Linked DNA regions of Homo sapiens: region 1 is linked to region 2. A link is a contact called in ENCODE Hi-C or POLR2A ChIA-PET data. All regions are on one chromosome and are shown on one strand. The core of a region is the stretch at or near the end of the contact, and the rest is flanking DNA. Distances in the headings are between cores, read along the strand shown. Region 1 overlaps LHX1-DT (LHX1 divergent transcript). Region 2 holds the start of MRM1 (mitochondrial rRNA methyltransferase 1).

Region 1 (4,135 bases), core at 268-2,767, 320 kb after region 2:
ACCTCTTTGGCCCGTCCCATAAAATAACAATATCATCAGATAAATCATACAGAGTCTCAGGGGACCTTCCCCTTGTCTTTGTGGGGTCTTTGAGGGGAGATGAGGAGACATGGTCAGGTCCACCCAGCTGCGTTCTCCCTGGCAATATCAGTTCCAGCTGCCATGAGGACGTCTCAGATTTAATCCCTGGGCTATGTATGGGGTGGTGGGGTAGGAATGAGGTAGGGAAGAAGAGTGTTGGCTATGGACACCCAAGAGACAGCATGGCATAAGAGATTCAGCATGAGCTTTGAGCAAATCCCGGCTCAAATTCCTAGCTGTGTGACCTCAGACAAGTTACTCAACCTCTCTGGGCCTTGGTTTATTTCTCTGTAAATGCAGGACATGGAATATCTACATGACAGGATATGTATGAGGAGTTATTGAGAATAATGTATGCCAAAGCTGGTGTATCGTAGGTACTTAAAATACGGGAACTACCGTAGCCACAAATGTTTTCTCTCATCTAGGATATAAAATGCTGTGGCCGTGTTCCCAGCAGAGGGAATCAAATGCTGAGCCCTCTGCAGAGACACCACACTCCCTTGTCCTCTCTGGCTATTGTCTCAGCCTTGGTCTTTGAGCTTAGAAAGGCAGAGCTCCCCATTAACTCACAATGTGACTGTAAACAAGTTTCTTCCCCTCTCCAGGCCTGTTTCGCATCTATAAAATGAGGAGGTGGAAAGTACTTGGTCTTTAAGGCCCAGTCCATTGTAAGATAAAATCTCAAATCAGGAGAAATTTCTAACTGTAACCAAAGGGAGCAGGCAGGACCCAGACGCTGCAGGCGGTGAAGCCAGCTGAAACTGGCATGGTCATGCAGCCTGGGGCGGACGCTGTTGCCATCCTAGGAAGAGAGTGTAGGGCTCCATCCAACCGGTCCCACAACTCTGACCACCCCAAGTGAGAGATTCCTCTGTCTGCAGCCTGCATGGCCGTGGACACAGTCTGCGGCATTGCACCAAGGGACCTTCGTCCAGGGGGAGGGCTGTGTTTCCAGAGCTGGGAGCTGGGTGGGTGAGGCTCCATCCAGGCTCATGCTTCGTACCTGGAGCAACCTCGTACTTCCCTTCCTGCCTGTGCGGTCTCCTCCTCCCGCCAGTCCTCCCCAACCCTGTTTTTTCCCCTCCCTTCAGCATCTTCAGCTATTAAGGATGATAGCTTGGGCTTGGGCTCCAGCCTTCCAGCCTCTGCCCTCTCTCTCTCTCCCTCCTTCCTTCTTTCCTTTCTCCTCTTGCTTTTCCATCTTCTCCTTGTACTTCATTTCCTCCTCTCTTTCCTTCCTTCTCCAGTTCCTCCCTTTTCCTCCTTCACTGTTTGATTTTTAGCCCTCTGATTTTTTCTTCCTCTTCTCCACTCTTTATTTCTTTTCATCCTCCTCCCGGTCCTTTTTTCTGCTTTGTCACCTCCTTCGTTTTCTTCTCTCTCTGGCTGACTCAGGGGACCGGAGGTGGGCCTATCTGGAGTGAGTGAGTAAGTGTGTTGGGAGGTGAGGGTGGAGGGCTGGAGGGGGGCAGTGATCTGGCCTGAGCCCCTCCAGTATTGCTCCAGCCCCAGCCGCAGGAGGATCAGGAGTTCACCCGCAGGGCAGCTGTCAGCGGCTCAGTGGATGGATGAGTGAAAGTGTAGGGGGTGGGGAGGTGAAGTTGCTGGAGAGGGGGCCCTTTTTAAATAAAAATGAAAGGAGCTTGGCGGATGAAGTGACAGGGACTGTTTCATAATAAGCCCCACCCAAGGCACCTCTGCCAGGGGACCCAGCCCTGCTGCCCACCTCCCTCCAATCCTGTGCCCTGTCTCCATCCCCAAAGTTTCTTTCAGCACAGAGCCTGTTTGTTTCTCTGATCTTCTGGGCAGGCCAGAGAGCAGGCAATCCCCCACACTCAACTCCCCAGAACCACTCCCCGCCCAGCCTTCCCCATCTCCCACTGTGGGGCGGCTGGGATTGGAACCCTGGGCAACCTGCTCACAGAGTGATGTCTGGGCAGATTAGCACCCCAAAGCTGGCAGGCCTATTAGGAGGCCTTTGTGGGGGAGGAGACCAGGGGAGGCGAAAGGGATTTTCCATTCTCTGAGCAACTGGATTACACAGTCAGGGGATCAGGGAAGAACTGCTACTTAAGCTGCCTCTGCCCTGGCTCTCCGCCTCTCACGGGCTCAGCAGGGATCTTACCAAGCCCTGCCTTGCCTGCTTTTTGAAGAATCTTTATGTAACTTGAGTTAGGTTTAGGGGCAAAACCAAGTCTCATCTCCTGCCCAGCCCTGAGCTATTACACCAAACAGGAGCTCAAGAGGGCTCCGCTTGCCACCACTTCCGCCAAGCCTCACCTTCCACAGAGCCCCCAGGTCTGGAGGTGGATCTGGAAGGTGTGACTCAGAATGGTGAAGTGACTTGCTCTGAGTCACACCATGAGTGAAAGGCAACCAGGATAGCTACCTGACTGTGGACTGGATTTATGGGAGAATGTTCTCTGAAGAGTGAGCCAGGTCTGTGCCAGGGACTGGAAGGGGCCCAAGGCTCTGCTGTTCCCCCTACAAGAAGGAAGTTTGCAGTCTGGGCACGGTGGCTCACACCTGTAATCCGAGCACTTTGAGAGTCTAAGGCAGGAGGATTGATTGACCCCAGGAGTTCAAGACCAGCCTGGGTAACATAGGGAGACATCTCTATAAAAAATTTAAAAATTAGCCAGGTGTGGTGGCATGTTCCTGTGGTCCCAGCTACCTGGGAGGCTGAGGTGGGAGGATAGGTTGGGCCCATGAGTTGGAGCCATGATAATGCCACTGCACTCTAGCCTGGGTGACAGAGCAAGACCTTGTCTCAAAAAAATAAAAAAGAAGGAAGTTTGTTCCTGAGTTTTTTGTCAGCCCAATATATGCTTTAGAGGGAGGGGAACCCTACTCCCATTTGTTCTCTCAGGCTGCAGAAGACCAGACCACAGTGGATGGTGAAGAAGAGGAGAGATGTGGAGAAGATTAGGTTGAAAGAGTCCCAAGTCTTAAAGCCTACTCCCAGCCTTATCACTAACTTGCTGTGTGACCTTGGACAAACCACCTCTCCTCTCTGAGCTTCAGTTTTCTTATCTGCAAAATGGAGATGAAAACTTCTCTTTCAAGCATTGTCTTGAAGGGTGAATAAGACAAGGTACTAGAAGAGCATCAGGCACAGCCCCTGGCACATACAGCTGCTCCCTCAATAATAGTGGAAGCAAAGTCTTTTCCCCAGGAGCTGCTGGAAGCAGAATCTTCCACCCAGGAGCTGTGCCCACTCCCTAGGATAGCAGGCTCTGCTACACAGCCAAGCAACTGGTTCTTCCCACCAGGAGGGCAAATCCATCAGATTCAGCAAGATTGGCCTCCCCAGCCTGGCATAAGGTTACTGGGGGGTCATGACCCCATACCTTAGGTCCACTTTCTAGAAACAGTCCGCACACAAGAGGACCAAAGACCCCCACCCTAGCCCTGTGTGGCCCCTGAAGGCCTTTTGCTGACAAAGTGGTCATCTCTGACCTTCCTGATGGCCTATGCTCCTTCCAACCAGAAAATGTCTGTGATCCTGTGACCCCTAGAAGCCCTGCCTTGCTAATGGTTTTATGATCTTCCCTACAGAATTCTCTCTTTGCCTTCTATACCTCTCAGCCCCTTTCAGTAGGTCCTAGTCAAAATAAACAACATTTATGACCAGAGCAAGATTCAAGGTCTGCATTGCAAACAAATGCAGAGCTCTTTGAAGGTGCCTGGGGAATCCATCACTTCCTGGGGTGTGACGTTCCCCAGGCCCAAGGGGAGGTAGGCCCTGGGAAGGGACTCAAGCCTGAGAAGCTGGGCCCTGGATCAGAGTTTAGAGTCTGAGGATCCCCTACTGCCTCTCCCTCCTCAGCACCAAACTCATCCTCTATGCAAGAGGAGAGGGGAGGGGAGAAGAGGGACTGGGCATGGCATGAGAGGTCCGCTGTGCCCAGCAACCTCTCCTACGCTATGTTCAAGGCCACCTTGGTGGCCAGGACTTGATCCATATGTCATCAGGGGAGAAGACAAAATGAAAGAGAGGGGGGAAAATACAGAGATAAACAAAGACACAGGCAGCAAACAGGAGTGAATG
Region 2 (4,667 bases), core at 713-3,212:
CAAGACCTGGCAAAGCTCAGCCCCTGAGAAGGCCCTCTCTGTTGGCCCAGTGCATCTCTCCAGGTGTGGTGGAGACACAATTCGCCTTCAAACTCCACGACAAGGACCCTGAGAAGGCAGCTGCCACCTATGAGCAAATGAAGGTGGGGCCTCCCTCTGAGCCTGGTGAAGCCACTGACTCCCTAAATGAAGGCAGAGGGAAGCTCGGCCTTCAGACTCCACTCTTCCAGCCTTTGTGGCTCCTCCTGGAGGGTTGGGGTGGATGTGTGGATGCCACAGAGAAGCTCAGTGGTGGGAGGGAATTTGAGTCCATTCTGTCCTTGTCTCAACCCATTCCCCTGGTGCTCTCAGTGTCTCAAACCCGAGGATGTGGCCGAGGCTGTTATCTACGTCCTCAGCACCCCCGCACACATCCAGGTGAGTCTGGCCCTGACTGTCTACTCACTGGAGGAACCCAACCAGCCCCAGAGGAGGGGAGCAGGGAGCCCTGCAGGGCCAGGGGAGAGTGTCACAGCTGCCTCATGCCTTGTACCTTCCACAGATTGGAGACATCCAGATGAGGCCCACGGAGCAGGTGACCTAGTGACTGTGGGAGCTCCTCCTTCCCTCCCCACCCTTCATGGCTTGCCTCCTGCCTCTGGATTTTAGGTGTTGATTTCTGGATCACGGGATACCACTTCCTGTCCACACCCCGACCAGGGGCTAGAAAATTTGTTTGAGATTTTTATATCATCTTGTCAAATTGCTTCAGTTGTAAATGTGAAAAATGGGCTGGGGAAAGGAGGTGGTGTCCCTAATTGTTTTACTTGTTAACTTGTTCTTGTGCCCCTGGGCACTTGGCCTTTGTCTGCTCTCAGTGTCTTCCCTTTGACATGGGAAAGGAGTTGTGGCCAAAATCCCCATCTTCTTGCACCTCAACGTCTGTGGCTCAGGGCTGGGGTGGCAGAGGGAGGCCTTCACCTTATATCTGTGTTGTTATCCAGGGCTCCAGACTTCCTCCTCTGCCTGCCCCACTGCACCCTCTCCCCCTTATCTATCTCCTTCTCGGCTCCCCAGCCCAGTCTTGGCTTCTTGTCCCCTCCTGGGGTCATCCCTCCACTCTGACTCTGACTATGGCAGCAGAACACCAGGGCCTGGCCCAGTGGATTTCATGGTGATCATTAAAAAAGAAAAATCGCAACCAATCTGCCTTGGCTTCAGGAGTGTCTTTCCATTCTTTCCCCTTCTCTGTGATCAGGGGTGCTTGTGTCTCAGAATTTCTTCCAGGTAGGTCCCAGGTGGGTGGATTGGGGGCCTCACTCATGGGAGTATGGATTACCTTAGGTAGCAGGAATGGGTTTGTTTGGGCCTTGAAAACATGTAGGAGTTTGACAAAGCGAAGACAGGTGTGCAAGGCTGAGAGGTCTGGAAGAGCATGCAGTGCTGTGCGAACAGCTCAGAACTTAAGCACAGGAGCAAGGAGCCAGATGGGGCTGAAGAGGCAGCTCCTTCCTGCCTTCCTGGATCGCTGGGGGGCTGAGTGCTGCGCAAGAGTCTCGCCATTACCTGTGGGACGGGGGCGTTAGTGAGCTTGTCAGCAGGAACACGACAGGCTCAGAGTCACTTAGGAAGAGAATCAGCGGCCCGGGATAGGAAGTGACTGTTGGGGTCCTGCTGGCTGGTGATGGGCTAGTGAGAAGTTCTGGGAAAAATCACCAGCGCCGGGATGTGGGGAGGGAGGCAACAAGACTGAATTGGTTGACCAGGAAGGCCAACCCATCTCCTTAAAGGGCCCTTCACTGGTGCGTGGGTGAATGCGGTCCCCGGCCTCCTGGGACCTCGAGGAACACAGGACGCAGCCGGTAGTACGGCCAGCTCAGCTCGCCGCTCCTCTAGCCTTGAGGGAGGCGCTGTGGGGGACAGCCTGGCAGCCACGCATGCGCAAAACACCGTCAGGAAGGGGCCGGGGAGGGGCGGGCTCCCGAACCCGGAAGCGAGGGACCCACGTGGGAGCCTGGGAGCGGGTGGTCGTAGCTCGGTAGTCCAGTTGTGGGTAATCGGGGCTGTTTGTTCCTGTCCGAGAGAGCTCGGCGGAGACGGCTGTCGAGTACCCTTCACCTCGGTGTTGGGAGCCTGGGAGCGAACTGCGGCGCGGGTTACCGCTCCCGGGGACGCAGCAAGGGGCATCGAGTCCCTGGCGGGAGCTGCGCCATGGCATTGCTCTCGACCGTCCGGGGCGCGACCTGGGGTCGCCTCGTCACCCGTCATTTCTCCCATGCAGCGCGGCATGGGGAGCGGCCTGGTGGGGAGGAGCTAAGCCGCTTGCTGCTGGATGACCTGGTGCCGACCTCTCGGCTGGAGCTTCTGTTTGGCATGACCCCGTGTCTCCTGGCTCTGCAGGCCGCCCGCCGCTCTGTGGCCCGGCTCCTGCTCCAGGCGGGTAAAGCTGGGCTGCAGGGGAAGCGGGCCGAGCTGCTCCGGATGGCCGAGGCGCGGGACATTCCAGTTCTGCGGCCCAGACGGCAGAAACTGGACACAATGTGCCGCTACCAGGTCCACCAGGGTGTCTGCATGGAGGTGAGCCCGCTGCGGCCCCGGCCTTGGAGAGAGGCCGGGGAGGCGAGCCCAGGCGACGACCCCCAGCAGTTGTGGCTCGTCCTCGATGGGATCCAGGATCCCCGGAATTTTGGGGCTGTGCTGCGTTCCGCACACTTCCTCGGAGTGGATAAGGTCATCACCAGCCGGAGAAACAGGCACGGACGTCCCTCATTCTCTATGTGCCCCAACTTGGAGACGCAGCCGAGTTCCTAAGCACCTTGGCCCTTGGGTGATCCCTTAGCCAGACTTACCTGTCCCAGAACTCTCATCCCCCTAGCCCTTGGGAGCCCTGGGAGGGTAGGGAGCCGGGCTTGAGATGGCCCAGCCTAATGCGGGGAACGGGGAAACCTTGCAGCTGCCCGCTCACTCCAGTAGTCAGCAAGTCCAGCGCGGGGGCTATGGAGGTGATGGACGTGTTCTCCACTGATGACCTCACCGGATTTTTACAGGTAATGAGGGGCAAGAGGGGAAGGAACAGATGTGAGCCCAGCTCAGCCTCTTCAAGGGGACGAAGCTAGCCCCTGGCGAGGGAGAGAAAGGGGCATGTTGGCACCGCTTCCTTTGGCCTTCTAAATCCCTCTGGGGATGGAAGGGTCCTGGAGTTTTTAAAACGGCAAATGGAGCATTAGCTGAATTCTTCCTAGCGTTATACCCTTTCCTGCACCCCTTCCCCAGGTATGCACCACTTTGCCTCTTCTGTAAGTCAGCCTCAGTGTCTATTTGCCTACTAGGTCGGGCTTCAGTAAATGCATTTTGTTCAGCTGTGGGGAGCTGCGTACAGGAGACCTGAGTTCCTCGAATAGGGCACAGCTTGAAAGGATGTTTGAACAAGAAGATCTTTATGCCATTAGTATCTAGCAAGAGACAAACCTTGGAAACCCCTCTCCCATCCGTTTGTCTTCAGCTGTGCTTCCCTTGCTGGACACAAGGAGGCAGTATTGCTCTGCATATGGAATCCCCTCTGACCATACCCCCCCCAACCCCCACCCCAACTGCAGGGTGAGAAATTTCCCTCTTAAGAAGGGGGAGAGCTCTGGGACCTGTCTAGAACAACGCTGTCCAATAAAAATATGGTGTGAGAAACATAGGTAGTTTTAGCTTTTCTAGTAGCCACATTGAAAAGTAAAGAGATGACATTTTAAATAAATTGTGTCCAGTATATCCAAAATAATATCAATTTAACATGTAATCATTTTAATTATTATTAATATTATTAATTTTTTGAGAGAGTTTCATTCTTATTGCCCAAGCTGGAGTGCAGTGGTGCAATATTGGCTCACTGCAACCTCTGCCTCCTGGGTTCAAGTGATTCTCCTGCTTCAGCCTTCCAAGTAACTGGGATTATAGGCACACACCATGCCCAGCTAATTTTTTTTTTTTGTATTTAGATGGGGTTTCACTATGTTGGTCCGGCTGTTCTTGAACTCGTGACCTTAAGCGATCCACTCGCCTCGGCCTCCCAAAGTGCTGGGATTATAGGCATGAGCCACCGCACCTGGCCTTTAAAAAATATTATTAATGAAATATTTTACATTCCTTTAAAAAATGTTTTACATACAACACACCTCGATTTGAATTAGCCACCTTTCAATTGCTTAATAGCCACATGTAGCTAGTGGCTACTATATTGAACAGCACATATCTAGAAGCATTTTTTGGCTTCACTTTTTTGTAGAGAGCCCCTTTCTCCAAGCCTGATAGGAGATGAGGTTCCCACTCATCACTTCCAGCCCCTGAACAGGTAGCTTCTGAAAACACAGAAACACTGCAGAACATCCACTTAAGCTCCAGGCATCACATCTCCCTACTGTCATCAGCATCTGACCTGGAGAGTGTCATCCGCCTGTTGCTGTGGAAGAGCTGGAGGTGCCCCAAGCAGGGGCCTGTGCTGGGGCCCCATCCCTTCCTGCGTACTCAGAGACACTGCTGTAGCAATTTTCCTCCTCTTCCTGCAGCATCCACTTTTCTCTTACACTCTCTTCAGCATGCAAGCAAACATTCCCCTCTCACGCTCTTGATCTCACACCAGTCAGCTCTTCCTCTCACACTGAATCAAAGGCTTCATCAAGGTCACCAGTGGCCTCCATGTT

The links. Hi-C counts contacts between places; a loop is a spot of excess contacts on that map. ChIA-PET counts read pairs that join two places held with the same protein, here RNA polymerase II (POLR2A). Pooled maps may share reads with other maps.
Region 1: POLR2A ChIA-PET joins it to region 2 with 13 read pairs in PC-9. The contact joins the enhancer-like site here to the promoter of MRM1 in region 2. A Hi-C loop is called at or near these places in 1 of 50 pooled maps. POLR2A ChIA-PET finds 5 or more read pairs at or near these places in 3 of 52 experiments (OCI-LY7, PC-9 and activated T-cell).

The regions. Positions count from the first base shown.
Region 1 is chr17:36,919,299-36,923,433 of GRCh38, forward strand. The region is part of intron 1 of LHX1-DT (LHX1 divergent transcript); the gene reads right to left. Among named protein-coding and RNA genes, the nearest start is that of LHX1-DT, 15 kb to the right of the region's middle. RefSeq lists an enhancer at 1,662-2,858. Within about 2 kb of position 1,518, at least 5 of the 41 ENCODE cell types and tissues checked have a DNase peak (open chromatin) inside an H3K27ac peak, as active enhancers do; they include PC-9, where a contact is called at or near this core.
Region 2 is chr17:36,599,621-36,604,287 of GRCh38, forward strand. MRM1 (mitochondrial rRNA methyltransferase 1) reads left to right here and starts at 1,963. Exons shown (of 5, transcript NM_024864.5): 1 at 1,963-2,732; 2 at 2,933-3,026. The coding sequence starts at 2,191. DHRS11 (dehydrogenase/reductase 11) reads left to right here. Exons shown (of 7, transcript NM_024308.4): 5 at 51-143; 6 at 352-417; 7 at 542-1,184. The coding sequence ends at 583.